Linked DNA regions of Homo sapiens: region 2 is linked to region 1. Evidence: read pairs that join two places in POLR2A ChIA-PET (ENCODE). Cell type or tissue: MCF 10A. All regions are shown on one strand. Links, peaks and the distances in the headings refer to the core of each region. The heading gives the core; the rest is flanking DNA.

Region 1 (4,393 bases), core at 281-4,280:
TCCTGACCTCAAGTGATCTACCCACCTCGGCCTCCCAAAGTGCTTGGATTACAGGCATGAGCCACTGTGCTCAGCCTTTATATAATTATTCTTAATCTGGAAAGTCCCTCCACCCCATGTCAAATTCCCTTATATCCTTCAGATTCAGTTCAAAAATGGACTCTCTCAATCCTTTGACTCTGAGCAGCCACGGTCCCTTCTCCTTACTATAGCACTTACCAGAGTATTAAACATATGTATTACTGACCTTTATAATATATGCACACATATATAGTATATTATAGTTCTATATCTATGTCTGTATGTATCTCACTTTCCTTTTCTGAAGTAACTGTTCTTCACAAGCAGATCAGAATGCCCTATTTTCCTACAGATCCTCTTGACAGCACTCCAATTATATACAAAAGTTGTATGTTTTGTTAATCTGCCTTAATTACTTATACATTCCTAACTGGAACAATGTCAAATATTCTTACGTATTTCATATATATACAAATATGCACATGTGTTATACATACATACACATACATACTTCATATATATACAAATATGCACATGTGTTATACATACATACACATACACATTTCAGACCCTTGTAGAAGTTGCCTCCTAGGCCAGTACATGGGTGATTAGAGAGGTTTCAGGGCCAGTTCAAACAGGAGGGCCCTGTTATTGAATTAATCGACAAGAGGTGCCACAAGACAGGCCTAGAGCCAAGAGGTGCAAGATAGGAAGGCAGCCTACTCATGCATCAAGCAAGAGAGGTTACATGGGATGGCTGAAAAGAGTCAAAGATCAACAATAAGACAGGCATGGATATATAAGATAAAGCATGGTTAACATGGAAAAGTAAAGAACAGAAGTGAAGAAATATTAAAATTGGATAAGAACACAATTCAATAGATAGTAAATTCTCTCAGGGGAACGGTTATGCACATAGTCTTAGCATCTTCTCTTGGGGTAGAGGTAACTGTTTAAAGGGACCATTTGTGTCTCACTGTATTTGCGATTCCTGTATGACAGTCACTTTCACACATCTACAAATTACTTCTGCTTAACAAACACAATACATCTTGCTTTTCCCTTATTAGTGTTCACTTACTAGTTCCCTTCATGGATAACTCTTCTTCCATTCCTTCTTTAAATAATGGTATTCCCTAGGGTTTTGGATTTTTTTTTCACTCCACACACCCTCCCTGACTAACTTCACATGCCTTATATCTTTATACTATTTACTGTAAGGGAAAGCAGAGTTTCTTAACTTTATGCTTAACACCTTCCTAGTTCCTTCTCCGTTTCAGTCTTGCTAAATTAAGTGATCAAATTTTAATACATTATTTAGGCCAAATATATGGAGGGGGCAGTGGCAAAAATGAAGTGCTTTTTCCCTGTGAATATCGGTCGTTGTTTCTAGGCTTAATATATGTGCTGGGAAGAAGGCAGCAGCAAGATTCTGCAACTTGGATTCTAGCTTGTAAGGCAATGATACAGAACCTGCCTTAGGCCTAGTGTAAAGAAAGGTCCCTCACCTTTGCTACAGCCCTGAGCACGGGGATCAGGTACTTAAGTGGTATTTTGTTTGCCATGCATTACTATCTCTACCATAATCTCCTAACTAGTCTTGCCCTCTGCCAATTCAGTCTCCACACTGCAGCCAGAATAATCTCTGTGGTTTTTTTTTTTTTTGAGATGGAGTCTCACTGTGTCACCCAGGCTGGAGTGCAGTGGCGCGACCTCGGCTCACTGCAACCTCCCCCTCCCAGGTTCAAGTGATTCTCCTGCCTCAGCCTCCTAAGTAGCTGGGATTACAGGTGTGCGCCACCACACCTGGCTAATTTTTGTATTTTTAGTAGAGACAGGGTTTCACCATGTTGGTCAGGCTGGTCTCGAACTCCTGATCTCATGTTCCGCCCACCTCAGCCTCCCCAAAGCGCTGGGATTACAGGTGTGAGCCATCATGCCCGGCCAATCTTTCTAAGATCAATATTTTACTATGTGGCAAACTTCCTTAAGGTCCTCCAATAGATTTTCAATGATTCACATCTGAAGTCTCTTAAGAGTCTTGAAGACTCTTAGGCGTCCTTAACATGGTGAATAGAGTACTATCTGATCTGACCTTTATCCACCTGTCCTCACCCCCTCTTCCCTGGCTTCTTGCCAGGTATGCTGAACTACATGCAGCTTCAGGAGCACTCCATGACTTGACTTGTTTATCTTTACATATGCTGGCAGCATCCTTTCCATTCACAAGTACTCATTAAGTGCCTACTATGGGCCAGGTAATGTTCTGGGGAATGCAGATAATGTATTCAATAAGACAGGGTTCCAGCCTTTAAGGAGCTTATACTTTGGAGTGTGCGCATGTGCTGGGGAAGGAGGGGGATGAAGGGACAAATAACAAGTACGTAATAAAAGTCATGTGGATAGCTGAAGAAAGTGCTCAAGAGCTCCCTGGGCAAAGGAACCAACACACACAAAAGTGAGGCTGACTTAGGAACAGCAGAGAGACTGGCCAGAGTAGAGCGAGAAGAGGGAAAATGGTGAAATGATAAAATAAGCCTGGAACGGGGCCGGGCGTGGTGGCTCACAGCTGCAATCCTAGCACTTTGGGAGGCCGAGGTGGGTGCATCACCTGAGATCAGGAATTCAAGGCCAGCCTGGCCAACACGGTGAAATCTGTTATCTACTAAAAATACAAAAATCAGCCGGGTGTGGTGGCACACGCCCATAATCCCAGGTACTCGGGAGGCTGAGGCAGAGAATTGCTTGAACCCAGGAGGCAGAGGCTGCAGTGAGCCCAGATCACATGACTGCACACCAGCCTGGGCGACAGAGTGAGACTCCATCTCAAAAAAAAAAAAAAAAAAAGTAAACAAAAAATAAAAAACAAAAGAGTGGAGCAGGAGGTGGGGGACAAATCCTCTAAGGCCCAGGTCATCCTAAGGACTGGAATTTAAGCCTACGGGAAGCCACTGGGGAATTATGTGTTCATTTGAGTTGGCTGCTGCGTGGACCGACTACGCTGGGGCACCAGTGGAAGCAGGGAGGGGAGAGGCTACTGAAGAAGCTACTGCAGCTCTTCACGTGAGAAAGGGCTGGAGGTACAGATGACTATGCCAGGCTGTACAGTGAAGGAAGAGCTAGCGGGACCAAGAATAACAAGACTCAGGACTCCCAGGAAGCTGAGAGGGAAACAGGAAAGTTAGGGATCATGCCTAGGTTTCTAGCCAGAATTCTGAGAGCTGCCACCAACCACCAAGAAGGGAAAGACCAGGAAAGGGGCAAGGCTAGAAGGGGAAGACCAGGAAAGGGGCAAGGCTGAGGGGGCATTCTGTTTCTGGTATGTTTGTGATGGCTGAGATGCCTTAATAGAGTTGCAGGAAGATACTGAAATACTAGATTGTATTTATTATTCTGGAGATCTGGGGGAGGTCAGAGCTATAGACAGGCATTTGGGGGTCAGCAGCATGTGGGTTTGATTTAAAGCTGAAGAACTGAAAGGAATCACTTAGACACTGAAATATTACGAGGTTAAGAAGAATAATATCAGGAGAGTACAGTGTTCCAGAAGCCAAGGGAAGAAGTACTTCAGGGAGGAGTGAATAACTGTGGCAAATAATTTGAGGACTAAAAACTTAATCCTGATTGTGGCAAGACGGAGGTTGTTTGGGATTTAATAACAGAGCTATCAGTGGAATTATAAGGAAGAAAGCCCAGCTGGAGTGCATGGAGGAAACAATGGGAGGTGAGAAAATAGAAACATCAAGAGCAGAAACCCTTTTCAACAGTTTCTAAAGGAGAGTAAGCAAATGTGACATGGGGAGCTTTTATTTTTTAATGGATATGATTACGACTCGGAAGTCCATTATCAATTCTGGAAAACTCATCCCAACTCTAAAGTGCCAATATTTTAGTCCTGAAATCATGTTTTTCACAGAAGCAGACGTAAGTTTTGGATTGTGGATATCCTGACTCTTCCTTATGATCTGTTTAGAACTTTCTAGAGGCCTACAAATAGGTCTCCTGAGGTGCAGTTCAACCTTTGCTTCCTCCTAGAATCAAGCCCAGTCCTCAGCTACCTGTTAAACAAGGTGAAGACCTAGGTCAGAAGTTGAGAAGCCAGAATCATCTTGCTGATGGCCACTGCCCTGACCACTTCCTGTTATCAGGTCTAGACTCTTCCACCTGGACTCTCACTACACCCAGAGAGTGTTTCTTCAACCCTATCTCCCTGGATGATTTCATTTACTCCCACACCTCTTATGTGTACGACTATCCTGAAAAATACTTTACAGAGGTCTTTCCAACTGCCGGTTAGAATTTCCACTTGTGTATCTTTCTTTTTAAATTCAGCCTGTCCAAATCTGAACCCAGAGCATTCCTTTTCAAACCT
Region 2 (4,393 bases), core at 117-4,116, 70 kb after region 1:
CTGGGATTACAGGCATATGTCACCATGCCTGGCTAATTTTTGGGGTTTTTTTGGTAGAAATGAGGTTTCACCATGTTGACCTAGCTGGTCTCGAACTCCTGACCTCAAGTGATCTGCCCGCTTCAGCCTCCCATAGTGCTGGGATTAAGGCGTGACCACACCGCCTAGCCACGGCTAATTTTTTTTTTTTAAATTTTTTGTAGAAACAGGGTCCCACTGTTGCTCAAGCTAGTCTTGAACTCCTGGGCTCAAGCAATCCTTCCGGCTCGGCATCCCGAAGTGCTGGGATTACAGTTGTGAGCTACTGTGCCCGGCCCAGGCTACTCTTTATACTCAACTCACATACGTGAAAAAAAAATTTCATAAAGCAAATGTTTTCCCTAATCAGGCTCCGCGTGTATGAACTGGGAGTGTGGGGGTGTTCAAGATCCACATGAAATGACTCGATGGCTCCAAAAACCAGAAGGGTTGATTTTGGCTTCAACTCTAAGATGATTTTATTTCTTCCTTCAGGCAAAGAATAAAAGGTGATGTCTTCTCTGCCATTTCATGTCACTGACTGACGTGTCCCATGAAAATGAGTGAGTCACATTCATTTCTGCCACCATTAAGGTCTGAGCAGGGCTCCTGACCTCCTTCCTGCTGGTAAGAATGGCTCAGACCCCCCACCTCAGGCTGAGGAACCAACAGTGGGGAGGAAAGCTGGAGGGTTGGCCTCAGGCTTTGGGCAAACATATCCCTTAAAGAGGTGCTCTGAGAGTATGTTTTCAAATCACAAGGAGAAAAATCACAACTACAGATGTGTAAAAAGAAAATAAAAGTGAGCTAGGCCAGGCACGGTGGTTCACGCCTGTAATCCCAGCACTTTGGGAGGCCGAGGCGGGAGAATCACTTGCGCTCAGGAGTTCAAGAACACCCTAGGCAACATGGTGAAACCCCGTTTTCACAAAAAATAAAAAAACATAGCTGAGTGTGGTGGCATGCACCTGTGGTCCTAGCTACACAGGAGGCTGAAGTGGGAGGATCACTTGAGCCCAGGAGGCTGAGGCTGCAGTGAGCCATGATCGTGTCACTGTGCACTTCAGCAGGGGCAACAGAGCAAATCCCTGTCTAAAAAACAAACAAAAAACAAACAGTGACCCAAAGATTTCTATGGGCAGCAATGGAATCAACTCTAAGTCCCATTAAGGAGAAGTGAGGTATGTACCCTAAACTACAGAAAATGGGGGTGCTCTCACCCCATTTACACACACTCACAAACACACACTCAGGCACACACACTCACCTATGCACAGAACATCTCTGAAGGGAACGACGTCGGCTTCCTTGGGGAAGGGGGGCGGCAGCAATGAGGACACCTTTGTGGACTCTGAATTTTTTTCCACATTCATGAACCATTTTCCAAGGCACAACTTTATGTTAAGAAAAAAGTTATGACAAAAAAATGCACTTGGGGACAGGCACAGTGGCTCACGCCTGTAATCCCAGCACTTTGGGAGGCCAAGGTGGGTGGATCGCCTGAGGTCAGGAGTTTGAGACCAGCCTGGCCAATATGTGAAACCCTATCTCTACTAACAATACAGAAAAATTAGTTGGGCGTGGTGGCACATGCCCGTAATCCCAGCTACTTGGGAGGCTGAGGCAAGAGAACTGCTTGAACCCAGGAGGCAGAGGTTGCGGTGAGCTGAGATTGCACCCACTGCACTCCAGCCTGGGCTGGAGTGAGACTCCCTCTCAAAAAATCAAACAAACAAAAAAAATCAGTTGGAATCCACATATAATACACCCATGTATATACATATATGAGTATGCATGTAAACATCCATATATTCCCGTTTTCAACCTACAAACATGACCGCACCTTATAATGCTGCAATCTGATTATTTCACTCATGATGACCATGTTTCAACGTCCATCAGTATATTTCTATCTAAACAAATACTTTCATCCTTGCACTTCTAATGGTTGCATAAATTAAGAATGTACCCTAAATTATTCAATGAATTTCCTTCTGCTGGGCATACAGGTAGTGTCTATTTTTCCTCATATAAACAATGTTGCAATATTTGTCCTTCCATACAGTGGCTTCCATTTGCAGATTTTAGTTTTGTGAATTTGCCTACTCACTAAAATGCATGTGTAACCTCCAGAACTATACTCTGGAGCTTTTGCGGTCACTCTCAGACACTGCAGAGCAGTCAAAACCCTGAGTCACCCATGTCGGTTCCCACTGAGGTCACACAAGGAGACGTGGCCTCCCTAGCTCCCTCTCACACACAGGAGACCGGGGCAGGGTGAGGCAGGGTGCCTCGTTCCCAGGCTTTGCATCCCAGCTCTGGCACCTGACAGTGGCCTTGGGCAAGTCACTGAACGCCTCTGAACTGCATTTTCTCTTTCACAAGATAAAAAAATAGAAGCAAGATGTGTTGTTTTGGATTTTAAGACTATAATCGATGTGAGAGGTGTGTGTATAAATATATTTCCCCCGGGGCAAGGGTTCCATATGTGCTAACTCGGTGTTCACAGTGACTTTGTGGAGCATTGCTGCCTCAGATAACGAGAAGGGACTGTGCATATTGGCTGCCCCGTAGACCGTGTCCTTGGGATGAAACCAAGCACTGGGCAGGGGGTGTGCATACTTATGGGGCCGGTCTGCCTTCCAGAGGCGGGGATGGCTGGGAGGTCTGTCCCCTGCAGAGCCATACGTGAGATGAAGGCCAGGAGGACACTGCTCTTGACACACCTGTAGACACACTCGTTGCTCTAGGCCTTCAGCAGGGAGGCGGTGGACAGGATCGTGTCTGGAGCACGATCTTCTGCAATTTGATTATTTCACTCATCATCACCACGTTTCAATGTCCATCAGTATACTTCCATCTAAACAAATACTTTCATCCTTGCACTTCTAATGGCTGGATGTGTCTGGGGCATCTGGAGACTGTGGGTTTCCACTGGGGTGAAGAATCACCAAAAGATTAAAAGTAAACCCAGCTCCTGAAGCCTCACTCACAAGCAGGAAACAGGATGGATTTAACTGCCTTGATTGGCAGTACAGGGAATGAGTATTAAAGAGGCACACTCACCCGGCTTCACGGCCTTCTCTTCCAGCACCGACAGCCACTTCGCCCTGGTTACCAGGATGCTAGGATGCAGGCAGGAAAGAAAACACCTTGAAGAAAATTCTTCAAGGCTCTTGCACCAAAGCTTCCTAAAGTTGGTGATTTATTTCTGACAAGTCTGCAAAACCTGAGACAGCATTTTTCTGGGTTGAACTCACACTTCGTGTTTACTGAAGTCTGAGTCACGGCCCTGCCTTGCTCACAGGCACGCCTGACTGTTCTTTACGCTGATACCAGTATGCAGGGCCAGCTCCCTCTACCATGAGGCTTCACATAAAACAGTTGTTCACAAGAACCCATCATTTTCGCAGCTGCAGTGTGTTTTATCTTGGGGGACCAAAGGAGGCCATAAAATTAAGACCTCTCAAATTCTATCCTCACACATTCATTCACCAATGAAGACAGCGCTACAGAATTATTATTAGTTTGTTTGTTTTGTTTTGTTTTTGAGACAGCGTCTCCCTCTGGTGCCGCAGGCTGGAGTGCAGTGGTGCAATCACAGCTCACTGCAGTCTCCAACTCCTGGGCGCAAGTGATCCTCCTGCTTTGGCTCCCAAAGTGCTGGGAGAATTCTTTGTTAAAACGTGTGCCATAGGTGAAACCCTCTACCCATCCCTTTTTCTTAAACAAGTTCACATTTCTATGAAATTTAGAAAAGTGCAGCTCTTCTTGAACGTTTAGAATCCACAGTTCTATGAACGTTTGTGCTCAGCGAACGACACACGCTGCTGAATATACATCACTGCGTTTTCAAGGGCAGCACCGTCTAATACGCTATTTCCTTCCTCAGCTTCTCTTCCAGCCAGGCAGCCCTTCACATGTAAACCTGATCTTCCCAACTAAAGAACATTTTTCTCTTTGGGGCCCAGAGATTAAGACCGTTCCGTGTCACTATGGGCAGTAGAACCTCAGTCCCCGCACATTCGGTGGAGAGACTCGTCCCAGGGAGGGAAGACTGCCATGGAACTCGCTGTCTGAAGGTGTGAGGCAGCGTGGCACAGAATGTCCTGGAATTCAAAACTGGCTGGGCGTGGCTAAGGCAATGGCAGGGTGGGTCTCCCTCCATGCAAGGAGGCAGATTACCTTAGTCCTTCCATCTCCCACACCTTCATTCCTTTACTTTCCGAGACCCACCCTGCCACTGACAAAGCCACCACTGTACCCTAGAGATGGCTAGAGTTTTGGGAGAGGGAGACTAGCTCCTCCCACCATCCCTCATGCTTCTTTCACAAACCCAGAGTTTGATTAACTACTTCAACATCACAGCCAAGGA

What was found. ChIA-PET counts read pairs that join two places held together with the same protein. Peaks named below come from ENCODE experiments on the same cell type or tissue, not always from the same donor. Only the 100,000 strongest peaks of a DNase experiment are listed, where the experiment ranks them.
Region 2: POLR2A ChIA-PET joins it to region 1 with 7 read pairs; 2 of 35 experiments call an interaction of 5 or more read pairs at or near these places.

The regions. Positions count from the first base shown.
Region 1 is chr5:178,714,229-178,718,621 of GRCh38, forward strand. The region is part of intron 4 of ZNF354A (zinc finger protein 354A); the gene reads right to left. Among named protein-coding and RNA genes, the nearest start is that of ZNF354A, 14 kb to the right of the region's middle. In MCF 10A, for the core only: no CTCF peak of the experiment used is centred there; no DNase peak of the experiment used is centred there.
Region 2 is chr5:178,783,984-178,788,376 of GRCh38, forward strand. It overlaps the pseudogene AACSP1. Among named protein-coding and RNA genes, the nearest start is that of ZNF354A, 56 kb to the left of the region's middle. In MCF 10A, for the core only: a CTCF peak has its summit at 3,573 (motif pointing left); DNase peaks (open chromatin) are centred at 2,228 and 3,308.